Regions from separate parts of the Homo sapiens genome. Here regions 1, 2 and 4 are each linked to region 3. Evidence: chromatin loops called from intact Hi-C (ENCODE). Cell type or tissue: gastrocnemius medialis. All regions are shown on one strand.

Region 1 (5,000 bases), 75 kb before region 3:
TTGCTTTGCTATTCAGCCAAGCCCTGGAATGAATTTGGCCACCACAGACAGCCTTTGGGGTCCAGCTCCTCAGGGACTTTGAGACACAGAAGAAGCCCCCCATTGGGTTTTTCTTATTTACACTGTCCTGGGGGAGGTGTCTAATCGCTGGCTACAGAGGAGGGGCTGCTTCAGCCCCAGGTGTACTTGAACCGGGCTGTGTTCCCCTTGCAGTTAGGTCCTGATTCACCCATTGAAGGACAATAAGGGCCTTGTCCCTTAATGGAGGGCCCTTGATCAAATCTAAGAGGTGCTGGAATGTTGGAGAAGGTCCCCGCCTTGGTCTAAGGTCCCCATCCCAGATCCTGTCACTGAGGGGCTCTCACCCCCGTCCCACCCCTGCCCCAGCAGGCAGGAGCCTCCTGGGAGGTAGGAAGCAGCAGCCTTGTGGGAGCAGACCCTCCAGACCCTCAAAGACCACCCCAGGCATGTGGCTTCAGCACCCATGCCCAGCATCCACTTCCGGCCTGGGGCCCCGAAACATAGGGATTCCTGGAAGAGTTGTCTGGTCCTAGGTCATTCCCTCCCATCGTCTTCTAGAAACAGCTTCAGGGGTAGATGCTGCATCCACCCTACCAAGCCAGCCTAGGCAGAATGCAGAAGGTGCCTGCTGCACACAGCTTCTTCTCCCAGGCTCCGCCCTCCACAGACTCCTTCAGGATCCCCAGGTTTATGTCTTCCCCGCCCCTCAGTCTCCACATGGACCACAAGCAGGCTGTGTCGTGGAAAAACCAGGGCTTGGGAGTCAGAAAGACCTGAATTCAAATTCTGGCTGTGTTACTTCCCAACTATGTAAGCTTGGGCAACTTTCTCACCTTCTCTGAGCCTCAATATCTTTATCAGTAAAGTGGGGATAATAACACCTCTTCCCTCACAAGTGATCGTGTGGACAAAACGACGCCAAGTCAGGGCTCTGATGAAAATTCCTTTCCAATCACACCCAGTGCAATTATTCTGGGGTCATTTCCCCTTCATTCTTAGACCGGCGCAATTGGACTTCCTTGCTTATACCAGTGGAATCTGGTGGGAGGTCTCTGTACCTGAGTGACCTGCCACTAAGACTAGGGAACCCTACATTCCTCAACTCCATTTGCCCCACCTTGGGGAGAAGGTAGCTGGACCTGCCAGGTAGCCGGACACCACTTTTCCTTGGCTTGAGTCCCTGGGACAGAGCTTTCCGCAGGCCCTCAGGACACAATGCTGTGTGACCTTCAGGGGGCATTTCCTGCTGTGGCCGAGTGTCCCTGGGATCCAGAGGAGAGATGGGTAGCATGGTCATGGCTAAAGATTTTATTCCAAGCAAGCCAGGCTGGTCACGACCCAGGATCTCAGGCATCAGGCTCTGCTCTGAACTAAAAGTCTCATGCTCTGAACTCAAAGTAGCAGTCTCTCTTTTTCCGCTCCTGTGGAGAGACCCTCTTCCCTGATGGGAAGGTCTGGTAGGTCTTCAGGTTCTCGGGGGCTAGTCTTAAAAGGTGCCACTTCTTCTTTGGGCACAGAGGAGGCCTAGGGGTGAGGATGGGACTGGTGTTATGCAGTGTGCCAGGGAAGGAAGGTGGTGCGTGCCCACCCACAGCCCCACGTGCCCACTTTCCAGCTCAAGCTGACCTGCCGGCTACTCGTCAGTTTAACACCTGATAAGTCCCCCTGGACTTGGGGTGGGAATAACCTGTATTTACATAATGGCACAGTGGTTAAGAGTGAGGACACAGATGTCAGACAGACCTGGGACGGACTCTGGTCCTAACTCCTGCTAGAAGTGTGCATATTTAAGAATGGCCCAGTGGTGGTATCCCCCTCTTAGCTTTGACTTGAGGAATAAATGCAGTAATGCATGTGAAGCTCTGGACAAGGAGTAAACACACAACAAATGTTCTAAGAAATGGTGATGGTGCTGATGGAGGGGATTCCGGGAGGGAGGGGCTTGCCCCAGGCCTGTCACTGACCCTCTTCTCCCAACCACCTGGTTGGCCCTTTGCGTTCGTTGTGAAACTGTCAGCAGCAGTGCAAGTGGCCAGGCAACCTGAAGAAGGAACAGAGTTGAGATGTCCCGCTCTCCCCACAGTGATGGGGATGGGGGGCAGATCCTGGCCAGAGCCATCTCAAGAGGATACCTGTCCCCAGGAGAGTCCCACTATACTCTAGGGATGGACTGGCTCAGAGCCATTCCAAGATTAGAGAGAGCCCCCGAGTCCTAGAGGTGGTGATGGGAGATGCTGCTTCCTTTCCAAGCTCTGCCTCCAACCATCCAGGCCACGCAGCACAAGTTCCCCAGGCGATCAATGAGCCTCACGTTCCCTTTTTTGTAAAATGATCCTGTCTGACTTGCAAAAAGGAACTTTTAGATGCAGTGAAGCCTGTTTCTTTAAAAACCATTAAACTTATGAAAACAGATGCTGTTTTATCAGTAAGGATGATGGTGAATCTTAGGACTCTGAGGCAAGCCGGGAGTGGTTGGCATGGAGCTAAATCCCAAGCTCTATCCACTGACCTCCCAGGCCAGGCACCACCCACCACCCTACCCCACTCCAGGACACCTCGTGTGAGCCAATGATCCCCCTGCCTGCGCTTCAGGAAGGAGAGAGCACAGAAACCACAGTACCCAAGTCATCTTTCAGGGCAGAGTGGGCCTTCCCTGGAGAAAGGAGCTCTCCTAGATAAAAGCAGAGAGGGGCAGGAGGCAAGGAACTTTCCTATTTAGTTAGATGGACAGAAAGTCCTTAGGAGAACATTTTCCAAATGTGAACGGGACCGGGGGAGATTCCTGCTCGGTGTAGTGCCCTCTGTATCCACCAGAGGGCAGCAGCTCCTTACTGCGCTCTGCATCGGCGCCCACGTTAGGACTAGTGTAGCTGCCAGGCTGCCTTTGCAGGCGGGGCATCAGTCCGCAGATTCAGGCCCACTAAGCTTACGGAGCTTCTCCCAAACTCCCAGTGCATCTGGCCGGGAAAGCACTCTTCCTGATTCGCCCATTCAGGCTACCACCATCCCCCCTGAGGCTGCCAATGCCCTGACCCCCTTGCTCTGTAACCATCACTCTCTGCACTGCACGTTTTAGGGCAAGATCCTCAACTCATTTCTCAGTCTGTGTGCTGTGCATGCCTGGCCGAGAGCAGGTGCCCCATGGGTGCGTTTCTTGACTGCGTAGATGAAGGGAGGGCAGGCACTCACAGGACGGTGGGGAGGGGGTACCGTTCCGGCTCCCTCACGGGCATCGCAAAGTAGGGGACTCGAGGCACTGTGCCCGTCTTGTCTTGATAGTACTTCCGATGCTGCTGGACCATCTATGGTTCAATCAAGGAAGAGATGACAGGTTGTTAGTGCACAGGACTGACCACAGGCACCTGCAGTCCATGCCTCGCTGCACCTGGGCAGGGTTGGGGGCCACCTCCCCTAATGCCCCCGGAGGAGTCCCGGAGTTGCTGGGGCCCCAACTCAATTGCCAACCAGCTGGGTGTCCTCACTGAGTCACGACTTCTCATCTGCCTAATGGGAATAACGACACCCACCAGACCAGCTTTGCTATGGAGAGTAAACAAGACAAGGGACAAGCTCAGACTGAGTACAAAAACCCAGCCCCGCAGGCGTACGCACACCTGCTGTGCACACAGGCACCATGTCCGCCTGGCCTGTGTTTCCTCCCCCCTCTCCTTCCCCACTGTACGGGGCATGTTCTGTTGAGCGCCAAGATGGAGGGAGAGGCTTTGGCAGACCCCCTGAGATGGTCGCACATGGCTCAGAGGCTGGTGGCATCAACCTCCTCCTCTCCCGAGGAAGCTGCTTTACTCATACAAGTTCTCTGCCCTGGGGCCAGGACACACCTTGTCCTTGCAATCAGGCTAGAGGGGGAGGCTTGTGAGAGAAGGTGATGGAGAGAGTAAGGTTTTGGGAACACAGGAGAGAATGAACCCTTATCCCTGCCAAGGGCATAAGGGCCAGCTCAGGCCCATGCACCTGTGGTCTCTGGGGATGTGTCTGAACCACATCCAGGGAGGCTTTACCAGCCTGAACAGCAGGACAAGAACAACAGGGGTGTGGGTGGGTCCCCTTCCTCGAGCTCACTCCCTGCAGGGCAGTCTCGCCCAGGCTGGGGCTGAGAGTGACTCAGAGCATGCCCCCAGGGGGCTGCAGGGCAGGGAGGGGTGAGCAGGCTCCAGGACACAGGTGGATAAATGCCGTGGGGCTGGAACTGGGGCTGGGGGCTGTAGTGGGGCCTTTGCTCGTGTGTTATTCATCTGGTGGGTGGATCTTAGACCTTATACTCACCTACAAAATATATGGCATTCCACAGATCCAAGAGACTCCAGGGGGCAGAAGGTAAGGGCAGGAGCCTAGAGACAGGTCCCTAGAGACCCCTAGCTCCACTGGCAGTGGGAGTGAGCAGGAGTTGGGGGTCCTGAAGCCCCGGGAGGTGGGGAGAGATCAGAGGGGCAAAGTCCTGAGCCTCCTTACTCCCTTTAGCCAAGCCCACCATGCTCTCTGCTGGCTCAGGGGCTCTGAGAAAGGAAATCAAGACACTGTGGCAGGTGCGAGGTCTCCCCCTGGCCCCTGGCCATCACTCCCTTCCCGTGGTGGGGGCAGGTGGGCAGGAGGGGAGGCCACAGGGCAGCCCCACACAGCTTACCTGGTAGAAATTCGTAAGCTCTGTGGAGCGATGGCTGTCCAGGTTGAAGCGAGTGTAGCTGGGCTTGTGCAGCCAGCGGTCCCGGGTGCTGGCGCGCTCCATCAGCAGGAGGTTGGGGTTGGTGGAGAAGATGGTGGGGAAATGGCCGCCTTGGCTGAAGGGAGTGTGGCTCTTCTCCATGGCTCTGTTGCGGTGGTCCTGGAAGTACTTGAGGGTGGTGGTGCCGTAGGGAGCGCCAAAGGAGAAGGCCACAGTGGGGACGTGGCCCTGGTACCTGCCGATCACGGTGGGGGTGGTGGAGCCACAGATCAGTGAAGGGCCCCAGGCCTGTTCCAAG
Region 2 (5,000 bases), 240 kb before region 3:
AACCTTGAAGCCATTATGTGAAGTGAAAGAAGCCAGCCACAAATGACCACATATTGTATAATTCCATTTATATGAAATGTTCAGAATAGGCAAAACTATGGAGACAGAGAGTTGATTAGTGATTGCTTAGGTGTGGGGGTGTTTGGTGGGGGAGGCATGGAGGTGTATGGTATATGCATGGTGGGGGTGATTGCTAATGGGTACTGGATTTCTTTTGAAAGGGAGACAAAATGTTCTAAAATTAGATTGTGATGACAGTTGCACAGCCCTGTAAACATACTAAAACCACTGAATTGTACATTTCATATGGGTGAATTTTATGGTATGTGGACTGTATCTTAATAAAGCTGTTAACAAAAAATCAATACAAACAAGGCCAAAAACACAAAAGCAAGATGGACAATGAATATAACGAGACAATCCATGGGGAAAGAAGTACCTCTTAGGCCCAGGAAAGATGCTCAACAGTGCTCATAATAAGAGAAATACATTAGCCGGGTGTGGCGACACACACCTGCAGTGCTAGCTACTAGGGAGGCTGAGGCAAGAGAATCACTTGAACCCAAGAGACAGAGGCAGCAGTAAGCTAAGACTGCACCACTGCATTCCAGCTGGGGCAACTAAGTGAGACCCTGTGAAAAAAAAAAAACAGAGAGAGAAAAAAATATAAGACCGAGCATGGTGGCTCATGCCTGTAATCCTAGCACTTTGGGAGGCTTAGATGGGAGTATTGCTTGGGCCCAGGAGACCAGTTTAGGCAACAAAGTGAGAAGGGTATCTCTACAAAAAAATCAACAAAATTAGCTGGGTGTGGTGGCATGTATCTGTAGTCCCAGCTACTTGGGAGTCTGAGGTGGGAGGATTGCTTGAGTCTGGGAGGTTGAACCTGCAAAAGTGATATAAAAGTCCAATGAGTATCATTTTCACCTGTTCAGCTGGGAAATTTCAAACAAAGTATGATAATGTGCTCTTGGTCTGACTGTAAGGAAACGCTGTACACTGATGGTGGAAATCAAGACAGTTCAGCCTCTGAGAAGGGCGATTTGGTAATATCTATACAGTTAACATATTCATATCCTTTCTCCCAGCCTGGAGCTACCATGTGCCCATGAACTGTCTTCTAGGCTTGTTTGCTATGAGATAATGAGGCCTTACATAATTAAACTTTTATTATGTTGGGTTTTCTGGTCTGTGAGACCAAAATGAAAACTGATAATTGTAGCAATTCCACTTCCAGGAATTTATTCTAACATGTTTTCCCTACGTGTTTTTCATAGCAATGAATTGGGAACCACCCACATTTCCATCTAAAGAAGAGTAGTTAAATACGTTATGGCGCCTCCATGTACTGCCATGCAGGGAATACAGTATTGCTTTACAAAGGAATGACGATGCTCTTCATGTGCGATGGACAATGATCTCCAAGATGTGTTGTTAAGAGCCCCATGTAAGGTCGGGCACAGTGGCTCACGCCAGTAATCCTAGCACTTTGGGAAGTCACGGTGGGCAGATCGCTTGAATGCAGGAGTTCGAGACCAGCCTAGGCAACATGGCAAGATCCTGTCTCTACAAAAAAACACAAAATTTAGCCAGGTATACTGGCATGCACTTTTAGTCCCAGCTACTTGGGAGGCTGAGGTGAGAGGATTACTTGAGCCTGGGAGTTGGAGGTTGCAGTAAGCCAAGATCACACCACTACAATGCACTCCAGGCTGGGTGACAGAGTGAGATCCTGTCTAAAAAAAAAAAAGAAAAGAAAAATCCTTGCGTATGATATGCTACTATTTATGTAAAAGCTAAAATATATGTATATTTTATACTTGTAAATATAGAGAAAATCTCTGGGTGGAGATGTGGAAAGTGATAATTGTGTGGTAGAGGGCTAGGGTGTGAGAGACTCACTTTTCACTGCATATCCTTTTTGTGCCTTTTGAATTTTATACCATGTGTAAATTGACCTATTCAAAATGATAAGCAGAATAAAGGATGCCACGCCAGGAAGATGGTGCACCTTGAGAATAGGACTGTCTCTACTTGCACTTCACAACTATCAGATATGGCTCCAGATATGCAGCTTCTCCGAAACACCAGGGGAATTCGAAAAGCACAGTCTTATTGCCCAAACGCTGGGTTATGGTCCTGGAGATGGATTCTAATTTGCCATGTGCCTTTAGGTGGGTTACTTCCCATCTCTGAACCTCTGCTGGACCACCTGACTCCTAGGGGCCTTCCAGATCTCAGGCTCTGATTCTGCTGCTCAGCCAATACAAGGCTCACTAGACAGCCACCAGATGGCGCTCTGACCCTGCTTCCAAAGTGAGATGAGGCTGGGCCCATCCAGCTTTTACAAATGATGGGTGTCACTGGAGGGAATTTTAATATTGAAAGTATCAAAAAGGTCACTTCTGTAATCCCAGCACTTTGGGAGGCCGAGGTAGGGGGATTGCTTGAGCCCAGGAGTTAGAGACCAGCCTGGGTGATATAGCAAGTCCCTTATCTCTATTTATTTATTTAGAGACGAAGTGTTGCTCCTTGCCCAGGCTGGAGTGCAGTGGTGCAATCCCGGCTCACTGCAACCTCTGCCTCCCGGGTTCAAGGGATTCTCCTGTCTAAGCCTCCCAGGTAGCTGGGATTACAGGCCTGTGCCACCATGCCCGGCTAATTTTTTTTTTGTATTTTTAGTAGAGACGGGGTTTCACCACGTTGGCCAGGCTGGTCTCAAACTCCTGACCTCAAGTGATCCACCCGCCTCCGCCTCCCAAAATTCTGAGATTACAGGCATGAACCACCCCACCTGGCACCCCCATCTCTATTAAAAAAAAAAAAGAAAGCATCAAAAAGGGTGTGATTCAGGGAGCTGCATAAAACAAAAAGAGGTGCTGAGGGCTGAGTTTCTCCAGGAGTCAGATGGTGGAGGACACAGTCAAGTGCCCTCAACCAGGAGGGCAGGGTGGCCTAGCGTAAGAGGCTGGCAAGACTGCAGGCTGGCAGGAGGTTTCAGCCTCCCTGTGAGCTGGGGAGGCCTTGGCTGGGGCAGAGAGCCATGAAGGGCATGGGCTGTGGAATCAGGGGCGGGCAGGTCTGTTGACCTCTCTGAGCTTGTTCCCATCTGTAAAATGGGGTAATTCTGTCACCTGTGATATTGATTGTCATTCTTTTAATAGTGTTTGTTCTTGAAACATTAGAAAGCTCAGTAAATGTAGCTGTTATGTCTATGGGTAACGGGGAAGCTGCCTCTACAGAGGACACCTTTTCTTGGGGCTTGATATCCAGGCTCCTAGCCCAGAGGGTAGGCACGAGGGCTTCTTGGAGGAGGGAGATCCCCCGTGTGAGGCAGCGGTACTCTGTAGGAGCTGATCATTGCTGGGCTCAGAAAGAATTCCCTAGTTGTCTAATGTACGGCAAACACCGCAATTACTTTTGCACCAACCTAATAGATATCTCCTGGTTTTTCCTTTTTATGTGGACATGTGAGGAAAGTCCTATGTATCTTTGCCTTAAAATGGTTCTGTTTAAATGTTATAAAATATAAATGCTATGGATTAAAAAGAGCGGGTGGCCTTTTTAAGACATTTCTGGCTGAAGCCAGCATTGAAACTGCTGGAAACCACTAGGGCTGTTAATGTGTGATTTTTAGCGACTCCGGGCAAAGCGACCTTTTCTCCAGAGCAGAGATTGGTGTTAGTGGGGAGGGGTGCCGGCAGGATAAATGCTGCAGTGGGACACTCTTCTCCGGAGTGAAAGTGACCAAGTGGGAGGAGTGTCTGCCTCAGGCCTCTGCACTTCTTCCTCACTTTCTCAGCTGAAGGAATCTTGGAACTATGTGCTTATAGGAAGGGAAATCTTTTTATCCCCCCACGGAAAGGGGCTCTTTGCCCACCACATGAGGTTGTACCTCCTGGAAGAGGCTCCTTGTTAATTCCATCAAGGGGGCATATCAGCTGGCTTTGGCCCTAGTGGAATAGAGTGGAAATTGGTTTTCCTTCCTCAAAAACAGAACTAAAGTCTTTCCTGAGAGCAGCAGATCCCAGTCTTTATTTCTCCAAAACAGTGCTTCCAGAACTTTCCTGTTAAAATGCAGATTCCCAGTGGCCATTACGCAGTGATTCTCGAGAGAGTAGGTCTGGTGACTTGGTCCTGACAGGCCTGGTGGGAAAAAGCAGTTCCAGCTGCTTCAGCCCTCCAGCAGGGGCTGGGGGATGACAAGGACATGGAAAGACCCCAGAGCATGGATGGGAGGGAGCTGGCTCAGGGGCCACAGGGCCCTACCTCAGGGGTGCAGGCTGAGCAGGCAGGTAGGGCAACACTATCCCAAAGCAAATAGCAGTAGCAGGGCGGCCTCTAGGTCTGAGGGGAAGGAGGTGGAGTGGGAGAACATTGCATTTGCAGTCCAAGCTCTGCTCCTTACCTCCTGGGCGACCTCAGACAAGTCACTCAGCCACTTGGGCCTCACCTGTAAGTTGGGCATGGTGATTCCTGCCTGGCATCTGATAGAAACTCAACAGAGGTAGTGGTTTTCTTCCTTGTATTAGATCATCTGAACTTGGCCCGCAGGCCCCTCGGGCAACAGGCCTCAGAGTGTCTCTTGCGCTGTGAGAATAGGGGAGGTAGTGAGCTAGGCCTATGCCCTTTGTAACAGTACCCACACATACCCCTGCCCCTGCTGCGGACCTCCTTGGCTCACCTGTCCCGATCGCTCCCGGATTGTTGGTCTCTTATGGCAACTGAAAGTACAGATGGTCATGACCGCCTCCTGGGTCCTTATCAGGCCTCAGTTTCCCTAGGGGTGAAATGAGGCAGGCTGAGATGCCTCTGGGGCTCCTTCCAGCTCTGGCCAAATCTTGCATGAGGATTTGTTCTGCTCTGTGCTGACTGAGGCAGGGAAGGGGAACCATGTCATCCTTCATGGCCCTGCTGCAGGTGTCCCCTGGGGACCTCGGCTGACTTCCTGACTGCTTTCAGGGTCTCCTCATGAACATGAGGCTTTGTCTGAATGCCAT
Region 3 (5,000 bases):
GTAAACTATGCTGGCACACAGACCATACCTGTACCTATGGGTGCCAGCCCTGGGGCCTTTTAGCTAAAATCCCAAATGGTCAGGAATGGATGGGATTCTTGCCCACAGAAAAGTGCAGTCCTACGGCATCGAGGCAAAGGACCTGAGATGCAGTAAAAATATTGCTGGCCTAGAACACAGGAGCTTTCTGCTTCAATCCCAGTTCTGCCACTCACCGTGTGACCTCGCGATTATTGTCCCCTCTCTGAGCCTCAGTCTTTTTATTGGTTGAATGAGGAGAAGTATGTGGCCCTCAGAGGATTGCCAGGAAGATGAAATGAGCAGACATCTGCAGACATTGCAGACATCTAGAAAGGCCTTTGGCCCTATGTAGTCTCTTTTTGGCCTGTATGTGTGTGTGTGTGTGTCTGTGTGTGTGTGTGTGTGTGTGTAACTCACCTCCCCCATCAGAAGGGAGGAAGCTTTTGAAAATAATTCCAAAGGCATCAGCTTTGATTTTAGAGCCTCTTTCTTTCCCTTTCTTCTCATTGTCGTATTTCAGATGGTATGCTACTGAAGAGTGCAGACACATCAGCCTTCTTCCATTCCTTTTTAGGAATTCAAAGAACATGCTAATGTTCCCTAAATTGTGAGCTGCTGCCACGTGAAAAGGGTGATTCTCAATTGCTCCCTCACTGGGATATGAACGTGCTTTGTCCTGCATATGAACAGTAAAGAAAGGTCCTGGGGTTGGGATAGGGCCAGGTTTGGGGAATAAGATTGGCCCCACAATCCTGAGGAGAGGGGCTTGAGGTTTCTAGGTCATCTGCCTGAGGACAGAAAGGTTTTCCCCAACCTCCTATTGCCCAGCATAAAGAACAAGGATCTGGGGTCTTAGAAACCATAGTCAAGCCTCCACAGGGAGATGTGTGACCCAAAAAGGGTGGACTCTGCTGTAAGCGAGCTCCAGGTTGGAGCCTACACCTGGCTCCACCTGGACCTACAGGATGATGGGGCCATACCCAGGAGGAGGGAGAACGGGAAGTGGAGAGAGTCAGGTATCCACTCATGCAATATGGATGGGGTAATGGAACACTGCACTTTACCCTCTGCTGATCCTGCTCCTGGGGCTTCCTGGTGCCAGGAACCACAGGCTCGGCTGCAGGGACATCACTGAAGGACAGTGAGGACCCCTGCCCCTTTTCCTCAGCCCCGCTGACTGCAAGGCCCTTCACCTGGGGGCACAAGGTCGCAGCAAGCCAGAGGAAGAGGTAGGAACTATGGAGCCTGCCATAAGTTCCTGGGGTTGGGGGAAAGGGGAATTTGGCAGTGAGAGGGGACAGGTAGAAGGGGCAAAATCCAGGACCGAAGATAGATGGGAAAGGGCCTATCTCCCCCTTTTTCATGGGGACCAAGGAGCATCCCAGAACACGGAGAGGTTGGAGAAAGACAAGTCAGGCTTTGAGCACCAGGGCCATCTGAGAACTGAACAGCTCGTTTCAACCACATCTCCCATCTCCTCATCGGCCTCTGCCCCTGAGTCCTCTCTGGTCCCTGCCCCGCCGTTCTGATGCTCTGTCTCCAGTCCTCGGGCTTTCTCTCCAACCAGCTGAGCCGGGGAGGATGAGCGTGGGGACACTGGCAGGGCTCGGAGCTCTGAGGAGACTAGACTGAGGGGCTGGGATCAGACTGAAAAGTCCAAGACCCAGAGGAGCTCCAGTTAAAACGGCTCTTTCCGGCTCAAGACCACGTTCCCTGCTTGCTGGGGACCCCATCCCTCTCCTCCGTGTGTGAAAGGATGGCAAAGGCGGAAGTGGAGGGGTCTCTCACTGCCCTGATTCCCCCTCCTGGCTCCCAATTTGGGAAGACAGATCCCGATCTGTCTCGGGACCAGTAGGTGAGGGGCCGGGTCCATCTCCCTTCTCTGATGTGTTCTCTCATGTTTGGCTCTTCTGTGTTTGTGTGTTTTCCTCCATGCGTCCCTCTCCCTGCACCTCATTCTGGTGGCCCCCCTCACAGAGCCGGGAGGAGCGTGTTCTCCGCCATGAAGCTCGGCAAAAACCGGTCTCACAAGGAGGAGCCCCAAAGACCAGGTAGGACAGGTGCCGCGTGAGCCCCGCAGCCCCGCGCCTCGCGGCGCCCTCCCGCCGCTTTCCAGCCCCTGCCCGGCTGCCAAAAGGCCCTCCTGGGATAGGTCGTCCCAGGGCCAGGCCCCACCCAGTGATGCGTGGCCCTCTAGGAAGGAGACGCCCTAGGGCCGAGGGAGGGAAACGGGCAGCGCCCTCTGTCGGGGGTGCCTGGTTACAAGGCTCCTCCCGCCCTCGTTGCTCCCGGTTCTTCCTTCTTCACGCAGAAGCCCAGTGTTTTAATTAGAGCAGAGAATATCCATCAAGAAACGCTGTTTGGCCAACTCCCTATTTCTGGGGGGAAACCGTTGTCCCACTAGTACGGGGTCGGCGGCAGGCCTCGCCCAAGCGCTCTCACCAGGCTGCAGCCTGGCCTTTGGGGAGGTCCTGGGGCCGCTGGAGGGCGCGGCAGGGCCGGGCCTGGGAGGCTGGAGCAGCAGGTGGCACTGGGCCCTCCCGGAGGAGCGACTGGAGAGGGGAAGACAGCTGCTGCAGAGGAGGCGGGAGGCCTGGAGGAAGACAAGGGGAGAAATGGAGAGGACAGGGGAGCTGGGAGGGGGCCATCTTCTCCATCACGGGCCCACCATCGGGGCTCCCGGCTGCCCTCCCCCAGCATCCCCTCTGTGGCCTACTGGCCCTCAGGCTCTCTCCCCCACCCTCTTGCCCCCATGCCAATTCCAGCCGTGCCCTTCACCTTCTTAAATGGAGAGAGTACAGCTGCTGGCTGAGGACCAAACCCAGCATCCTTGGGTGGCTGTTCGGAATCCACATGTCTGCATCTCATTAGATGAATACACACCAATGCATTAGGTTCTGAATTCCATCAGCTGTTTGATATGGATAAGTTACTTCCTAAGCCTTCGTTTCTGTACCTGTGACATGAGAATAACGCCCATCTTGGCAGGGCACAGCTCTAAGGACTAGAGATAGTCATGTAAAGTCCTGGTGTTGTGCCTGGAACAGAGAGTATCCACCCAACAAATGGTAGCTATTTATTGAGAGGTGCAAAAGTATGGATTCTTTATTCCCTACCTTCTTCCATAAGAGATATTCAGTGCCTAAGTAAGTGGTATACAATAAAAGAGCATTCAATTAAAATAAAAAGGCAAGACCAGACATAATGGCCATTCAAATCCAAGATCGGGATTAGGTAGAAAAACACTGCAGTTATTCAGGCCATAATATTCTAAGCGGTAGCAACTAAGTAAACCTCGAATTTAACTCTCAGCTTTCTGGATGCCAGAGTAAAAGGAGAAATGGTCACTATCTCACCATCAGTCAGCCCACCTAACCAGTCTTTCATCTTCCCCAGATGAACCGGCGGTGCTGGAGATGGAAGACCTTGACCATCTGGCCATTCGGCTAGGAGATGGACTGGATCCCGACTCGGTGTCTCTAGCCTCAGTCACAGCTCTCACCACTAATGTCTCCAACAAGCGGTGAGTGGACGGGAGCCCTGCAACCCCAGCTGCCCCCACCCTGTCAGGCAGGACCTGGCTTGCCATGATTGGAATTTGGGTAGGGAAGAATCAGGGCTCATGGACGGCTTCTTCCTAACCTAACCTTACCCTTTTCTGCTTTTCCTTGGGTGTTTTTCTCACCTCTCTCCCTGCAAAAGCAGAGCACAGCAGCTGCAGGCCTGTTCTCAGGTCCTTGAATACCTCCCAGCCCAAGGAAGCCACAGACCTGCCCACCCCATATTTGAACCTATTGACCCCATGTCTGTCTCTCTGTTACTTCTGCCTTTGATTAGTTCTCTGTGTTGAGGCCTCTGAAGACAACTAATCCTCACTATTCTTGGCAGTGCTTGAGTGTTTAAAGACCATGATTCTGTCCCTCTGCCCACTCCCAGGTCTAACCACTGCCAGTGTCCTCCTCCCCAACAAGCAGTCCCCATACCCCAGGCCTGATGGTACATTCTCTTCCTCAGATCTAAGCCAGACATTAAGATGGAGCCAAGTGCTGGGCGGCCCATGGATTACCAGGTAGGTGGGCACCTGGAGGCCTCATGTCTTTCAGACTCTGCTCTAGTGGGGGATTCTAGCCGGATGTGCATTATCCACTATACTGAGGCATGGATCCAGGGGTCATAGAGAACAACAAGCTGAATATAAGTTCCCAAAGTAAGCTTGTTCCTGGGAGGCATTCCTAGAAGTATCATCAGTAGAGAGATACAAACCCAAAGAAAAGCTTGAGAACTCTGCCTATGCTAATCAAAGCCCTTCCAGTATTTCATGTTCAGTATTGGACTTCATAAAGTGAGAAGCACCTAGAAAAACCATAAAGAGACCAAGAACTACAAAAAAGTATTCAAACAGTTAAAATAAGGGCCTTTGAAGAAAGTTTTCCTGGCATGATTTTTAAATTGTTGTTTTGTATTATTTGATTGCTGGAAGTAATGACGATTCTGTTTATCTCTGGATGGTGAGACTGTGAGTGATTTTTTTCTTCTTTTTGCTTCTCTGTATTTTCTGAGATTAACACAACTTTTTTATTTGTGTGCTTCTAAGACCAGAGACAAAAGACTGAGACAAAGAGAGGTTGACAGCTGTAAGAATGTGAATGTGGCCAACAGTGCAGGCAGGACAGGTGATGAGCATGTCTGGTGGCTGCTGGGACACCATCTCTCAGGAAGGGCCCAGGGACCCTCCATTGCTCCAGACCCTCCCTTGGAGGCTAACAGGACTCAGCTATAAATCAGAAGACTGCTGGGCTTTCCTAGGATTGAGTTAGAATGCTGGCTGCTCAGAGGGGACAGGGCTTGCAAGAGATCTCACCTGGCTGCCACTGCACTTCTGTCCTGGGGATGTTCGGTCTGGGTATCAGCACCAGGCCCCAGAATCAGAGTGAGCCCCATCTACCAGGGTAGAGCTTTATCTCTGATGCCTAGTTCCA
Region 4 (5,000 bases), 140 kb after region 3:
CTAATGGCCAGAGGTAGAAACTCTAAAGCTGCATCCAGCCTCTCAGCAGGAGCCCACTTATATTAGTACAGCAGTCACCTACTTAACCAAGGTTTCATTTTAACCATAGCCAACCAGGGTCGGAAAATAGGTAAGTACAGTACACACAGACGTTTTGAGAGAGAGAGACCAAATTCACATAAATGTAATAACAGTACATTGTTATAGTTGTTTTATTCTTAGTTGTTGTTGTTAATCACTCACTGTGCCTAAACTTTATCACAGGTGTGTATGTATAGGAAAAAATAGTATATACAGTCGCCCCTCGGTATCTTTGGGGAATTGGCCCCAGGACTCTCTGTGGATGTTCAACTCCCTTATATAAAATGGCACAGTATTTGTCTATAACCTACACACATCCTCCCATATACTTTTTGAGACGGAGTCTCACTCTGTCTCCCAGGCTGGAGTGCAGTGGCGCGATCTTGGCTCACTGCAAGCTCCGCCTCCCAGGTTCATGCCATTCTCCTGCTTCAGCCTCCTGAGTAGCTAGGACTATAGGCGCCCACCACCACGCCCAGCTAATTTTTTGTATTTTTAGTAGAGACGGAGTTTCACCGTGTTAGCCAGGATGGTCTCGATCTCCTGACCTCGTGACCCACCCACCTTGGCCTCCCAAAGTGCTGGGATTACAGGCGTAAGCCACCGTGCCGGCCAGGATGGTCTACAGTTTACAAAGCCTTTCCATAATAGATATCACTCCATTGGAGCCTGTGCAGAATGAAAGAGTTCTGAACTGACAGGACTGCCTGAATTTAAGTCTTCAGACCTGAGGACCAGGAACCAATATGAACCCCTACAGGCTGCCAATGACAAGATAGGAGGGCCCTACACTCCTTTACTTCACAAAAGTCTGCACCCAGAACCACGAAATATAGCCAGCGGGGCAAATAAAATGAAAAATCACTCCTTTCAAGTCCACCATCCATCTTAAAGCACAGAAGTTGTAAGTTCAGATCAGAAGAAAACCGTTTAAGATATCACATGAATACCTAATATAGTGCACAAAGTAACTGTGCAATGTTCTTAATTCAACTGTTTGCTCATTTTCATTCAGCAGCTTTCCATAATTTAACTTTAATCTAAAAGAACGTCTTTAAGGAATGGTATTTTGACTTGAAAAGCTCCGCTTTTAAAATTCTGAAGCTTTAACATGAAATTTCGACTTCAGGAGATCAGAAGTTTGACACAAGGAGGCCAGTTTACCTAATTGGATTTCAATTATTTGACATTCAATAACAGCTGATGAGTTCAAACAGGAAGAAAGATTAATAGATTATAGAAGGCAGCAAAACTCTGTGCTCTCGCCTTACACACCTGAGTATTTTTCAAGGTCACATACCACTCACAATAAACAAACTCTAAACTGTCTTAAGAACCCACAAGAAGAAGAATGACTTGAACCTTCCATGTTCATGAAAAAGATAAAATGCAGACTTTTAAAGGTGCTAGACTAGATTTGGGTTTGTTAATGTTTGTTAAAGGTATTATTTTCCACTGGAGTGACATTTTGGCAAACACCAGGAAACCTGAACCAGGTAGATAATCCAGTTAAGACCTGGCATGACTTGCTTGGCTCTACAATCTATCAGGCTAGGGTAAGCTAGAGCCCTCAAAACTGCTTGAGGACCACAGGCTGGGTTTGATAGACTCGTTCCATGAAAAACCTCAGAGCTCAGAGATGCCTAACCTTATACACCATTGTATATCTGACCCTCATTTAGGAGAAGACGTAAAACAGTCATCGGGCCTCATTTTACAGGCCTCAGATCACCAAAAAACCAAAACAAACAAAAAAACTCACCAACTCATTACTTCCAGAAGCAACCCAATTCAAAGTTAAAACAATTTTTCTATACACTAACAAAATCCTCCCCTGCCCTATATCATCTATCCTGTGTTTTCATTTTGCTCTACAAGTTAAGCAGTCTAATTTTTCTTTTTTTTGAGACAGAGTCTCACTCTGTCACCCAGGCTGGAGTGCAGTGGTGTGATCTCAGCTCACTGCAACCTCTGCCTCCCGGGTTCAAACGATTCTCCTGCCTCAGCCTCTTGAGTAGTTGGGATTACAGGCACCCGCCACCACACCTGGCTAATTTTTGTATTTTTAGTAGAGTCGCGGTTTCACCATGTTGGTCAGGCTGGTCTTGAACCCCTGACCTCAGGTGATCTGCCCATCTCAGCCTCCCAAAGTTCTAGGATTACAGGCAAGTACCACTACACCAGGCCTAATTTTTCTTCTAAACTACAGTCTTTCAAATATTTGAAGACAGCGCTCCCTGTCACACCTAAATCTTTTCATCATCTGTTCCTATACTCCTTTTTGCCATGGTTTCAGTCTCCTTCGTTATCTAGGTCTAGTTTAATACACCAGGGGTTGGAGAGCTTTTTCTGTAAAGGTCTATATAGTAAATATTTGAGGCTTTGCAGGCCATATGGTCTTTGCAACAAATACATAACACTTGGAACAGGAAAGCAGTCACAGAAAATATGTAAGCAAATGGGGCTGGCGGTGTTCTAATAAAACTGTATTCACTAAAACAGGCAGACTGGGGGCTTCAGTTTGACAACCCCTGCTTCAGACAATCCAATTTGTTGTTAAATCAACACAAACATGTGGTCTAGGGCAAAAGGAGCATTTCAAGTGGTATATGAATAGGAAGCAGAACATGACTATAAGCCCCTCTTCCTTGATAACTTATGCTGCTCAAGATATTATTAATTCCCGGGACAACTAAATCATACTGCAGTCACCTGAACCCCCTCAGGCCTTTCTCACGTGGACTGCAAAGCCATCTTTCTCTATGCTAATATGAGCTTGACTACTGGAATGCAGGTGTGATACTGCATCTAAAGTTTTAACATTTCATCTTGCTAAAGTCAACTCATTTCTGCCCTCTCCAGATTTCTTCTGATCCTGGCTTGGTTATCCAAGGAAATAGCTATTCCTACCAAAACTCTCAGCATATAAATCTGGTCATGCTAATAATGCTTTCACTTAAGTCTCTGTAAAAATGCCAATCAACGTAGACCTTCTAAATATTTCCCTCAAGACTGCTATTATGGACCGGGCATTGTGGCTCATGCTTGTAATCCCAGTGCCTTGGGAGGCTGAGGTGGGGTGGGGGAATCACTTGAGCCCAGGAGTTTGAGACCAGCCTGGGCTATAAAAGGTTTTTTTTGTTTTGTTTTTGTCTTCTTTTGAGACGGAGTCTCACTCTGTCACCAGGCTGGAGTACAGTGGCAGCGATCTCGGCTCACTGCAACCTCCGCCTCCCAGGTTCAAGCGATTCTCCTGCCTCAGCCTCACAGATGTGCACCCCATAGCCTGGCTAAATTTTGTATTTTTAGTAGAGATGGGGTTTCACCATGTTGGCCAGGCTTGTCTTGAACTCCTGACCTCAAGAGATCCTCCCGTCTTGGGCTCTCAAAGTGCTGGGATTGCAGGCGTGAGCCACTGCGCCCCACTGAGACTGGGTAATTTATAAAGAAAAACAGGTTTAATGGACTCACAGTTCCATGTGGCTGAGGAGGCCTCACAATCATAGTGGAAGGCGAAAGGCATGTCTTACTTGGCGACAGGCAAAGAGAATGAGAGCCAAGCAAAAGGGGTTTCCTCTTATAAAACCATCAGATCTCATGAGACTTATTTACTACCACAAAAACAGTATGGAGGAAACCGCCCCCATGGTTCAATTTCTCCGAATGGGTCCCTCCCACAATTCGTGGGAATTATGGGAGCTACAATTCAAGGTGAGATTTGGGTGGGGGCACAGCCAAAGCATATCAGCAACAAAGCAAGACACTGCTCCCCACACCCCTTAAAAAATAACCACATGTACACAATTTGTGATAAATACTACAAAGGGAATTATCCGAGTATTATGTAAGAAGAGGACAAGGGGACAGAAACACAGGGAAGAAGGCCATATGAAGAGGGAGGGCAAGCTTGGAGTTACGCTGCCACAGGCCCAGGCAGGCCAGGAGCTACTGGAAGCTGAAATAGAGGCAAGGAAGGATTCTCGCCTAGAGCTTTTGGAGGGTGTGTGGCTCTGCCAATACCTTGTTTTTCTACACTTCTAGCCTCCGTAACTATGAGAGAATTAAAATTCTGTTGTTTAAAGCCACTCAGTGTGTGGTAATTTTTATGGCAGCCTTAGGAGGCTAGTAAAGATGGTAACCAGCTCCCAAAAAAGAAGAGAACAAGTGGAGCAGGAAGTGTGCCTAGTCAGAGTGGTCAGAGGCAGCTTCTAGAAGGCGACATTTAAGCTGAGTCCTAGATGAGAAGGCAGTCAGGTAAAGAATGTATGAGACACAGTAGTGAGTGGAAGGCTAAAGACAATGTGCTTTCATAGATTCCACTTATATGAAGTTCAAAAACAGAATTGATTTATGGCAAAAGAAGTCCTAACAGTAGTTTGGTGAGAGGGACTGATGGGGACCTTCTGAGGCACTAGAAATAATTCTGTATCTTGAGCTGGGTGGTGGTTACATGGGTATATACACATGTAATAAAGCAGTAAATTATACACTTAAGATCTTAATGTATTACAGTATTTATATGTAATTTTTACCTAAAAAGGAAAAGAGAGAGAAAACGAAAGACTGTATGACTCACGTGTGTGTGTGTGTGGAGGTAGGGATGTAATACATGCCAAGAAACACCTTCAAGGCAGGAGAACAATAACATGTACAAAGACCACCAACAGAAGTATCAGAAATGCTGAAGGAAGGCCAATGGAGCTCCAGCATCATAAAGAAGGGTGATATAAAATGAGACTGGAAAGGTGGGCAGACATCACCTGGCAGGACCACAGGGAGTTGGATTTTATTCTAAGAACAAAAAATGGTCCTTAAGAGGACCATTCTGAACATGATGTAGAAAATGGACTTGAAGGGGGTAAAGTACAAACTAGAGACCAGTTAGAAACTATTATAGTTTATCAGGCAAGTGACAATTA

Evidence for each region. Peaks named below come from ENCODE experiments on the same cell type or tissue, not always from the same donor. Only the 100,000 strongest peaks of a DNase experiment are listed, where the experiment ranks them.
Region 1: it touches region 3 in a loop (9-fold over the local background); 42 of 110 quality-filtered maps call a loop at or near these places.
Region 2: a loop joins it to region 3, with 5 times the contacts of the local background. A loop is called at or near these places in 14 of 110 quality-filtered maps.
Region 4: it touches region 3 in a loop (8-fold over the local background); 2 of 110 quality-filtered maps call a loop at or near these places.

What each region holds. Positions count from the first base shown.
Region 1 is chr2:26,575,839-26,580,838 of GRCh38, reverse strand. It overlaps CIMIP2C (ciliary microtubule inner protein 2C), which reads right to left. Exons shown (of 4, transcript NM_001105519.3): 2 at 4,664-4,937; 3 at 3,211-3,323; 4 at 1,315-1,545. The coding sequence ends at 1,401. Among named protein-coding and RNA genes, the nearest start is that of CIMIP2C, 16 kb to the right of the region's middle. RefSeq lists an enhancer at 4,007-4,581. In gastrocnemius medialis, a CTCF peak has its summit at 2,829 (motif pointing right); a DNase peak (open chromatin) is centred at 2,868.
Region 2 is chr2:26,743,211-26,748,210 of GRCh38, reverse strand. No RefSeq gene overlaps it. Among named protein-coding and RNA genes, the nearest start is that of SLC35F6, 19 kb to the left of the region's middle. In gastrocnemius medialis, CTCF peaks have their summits at 2,095 and 2,294 (motif pointing right); a DNase peak (open chromatin) is centred at 2,282.
Region 3 is chr2:26,500,844-26,505,843 of GRCh38, reverse strand. It overlaps OTOF (otoferlin), which reads left to right. Exons shown (of 47, transcript NM_194248.3): 6 at 1,999-2,072; 7 at 3,418-3,544; 8 at 4,036-4,090. Among named protein-coding and RNA genes, the nearest start is that of OTOF, 55 kb to the left of the region's middle. RefSeq lists an enhancer at 1-208 and a silencer at 2,005-2,134. In gastrocnemius medialis, a CTCF peak has its summit at 2,306 (motif pointing left); DNase peaks (open chromatin) are centred at 2,243 and 2,543; H3K4me3 peaks cover 772 bases; H3K27ac peaks cover 214 bases.
Region 4 is chr2:26,356,629-26,361,628 of GRCh38, reverse strand. The region is part of intron 1 of SELENOI (selenoprotein I); the gene reads right to left. Among named protein-coding and RNA genes, the nearest start is that of ADGRF3, 12 kb to the right of the region's middle. In gastrocnemius medialis, no CTCF peak of the experiment used is centred here; no DNase peak of the experiment used is centred here.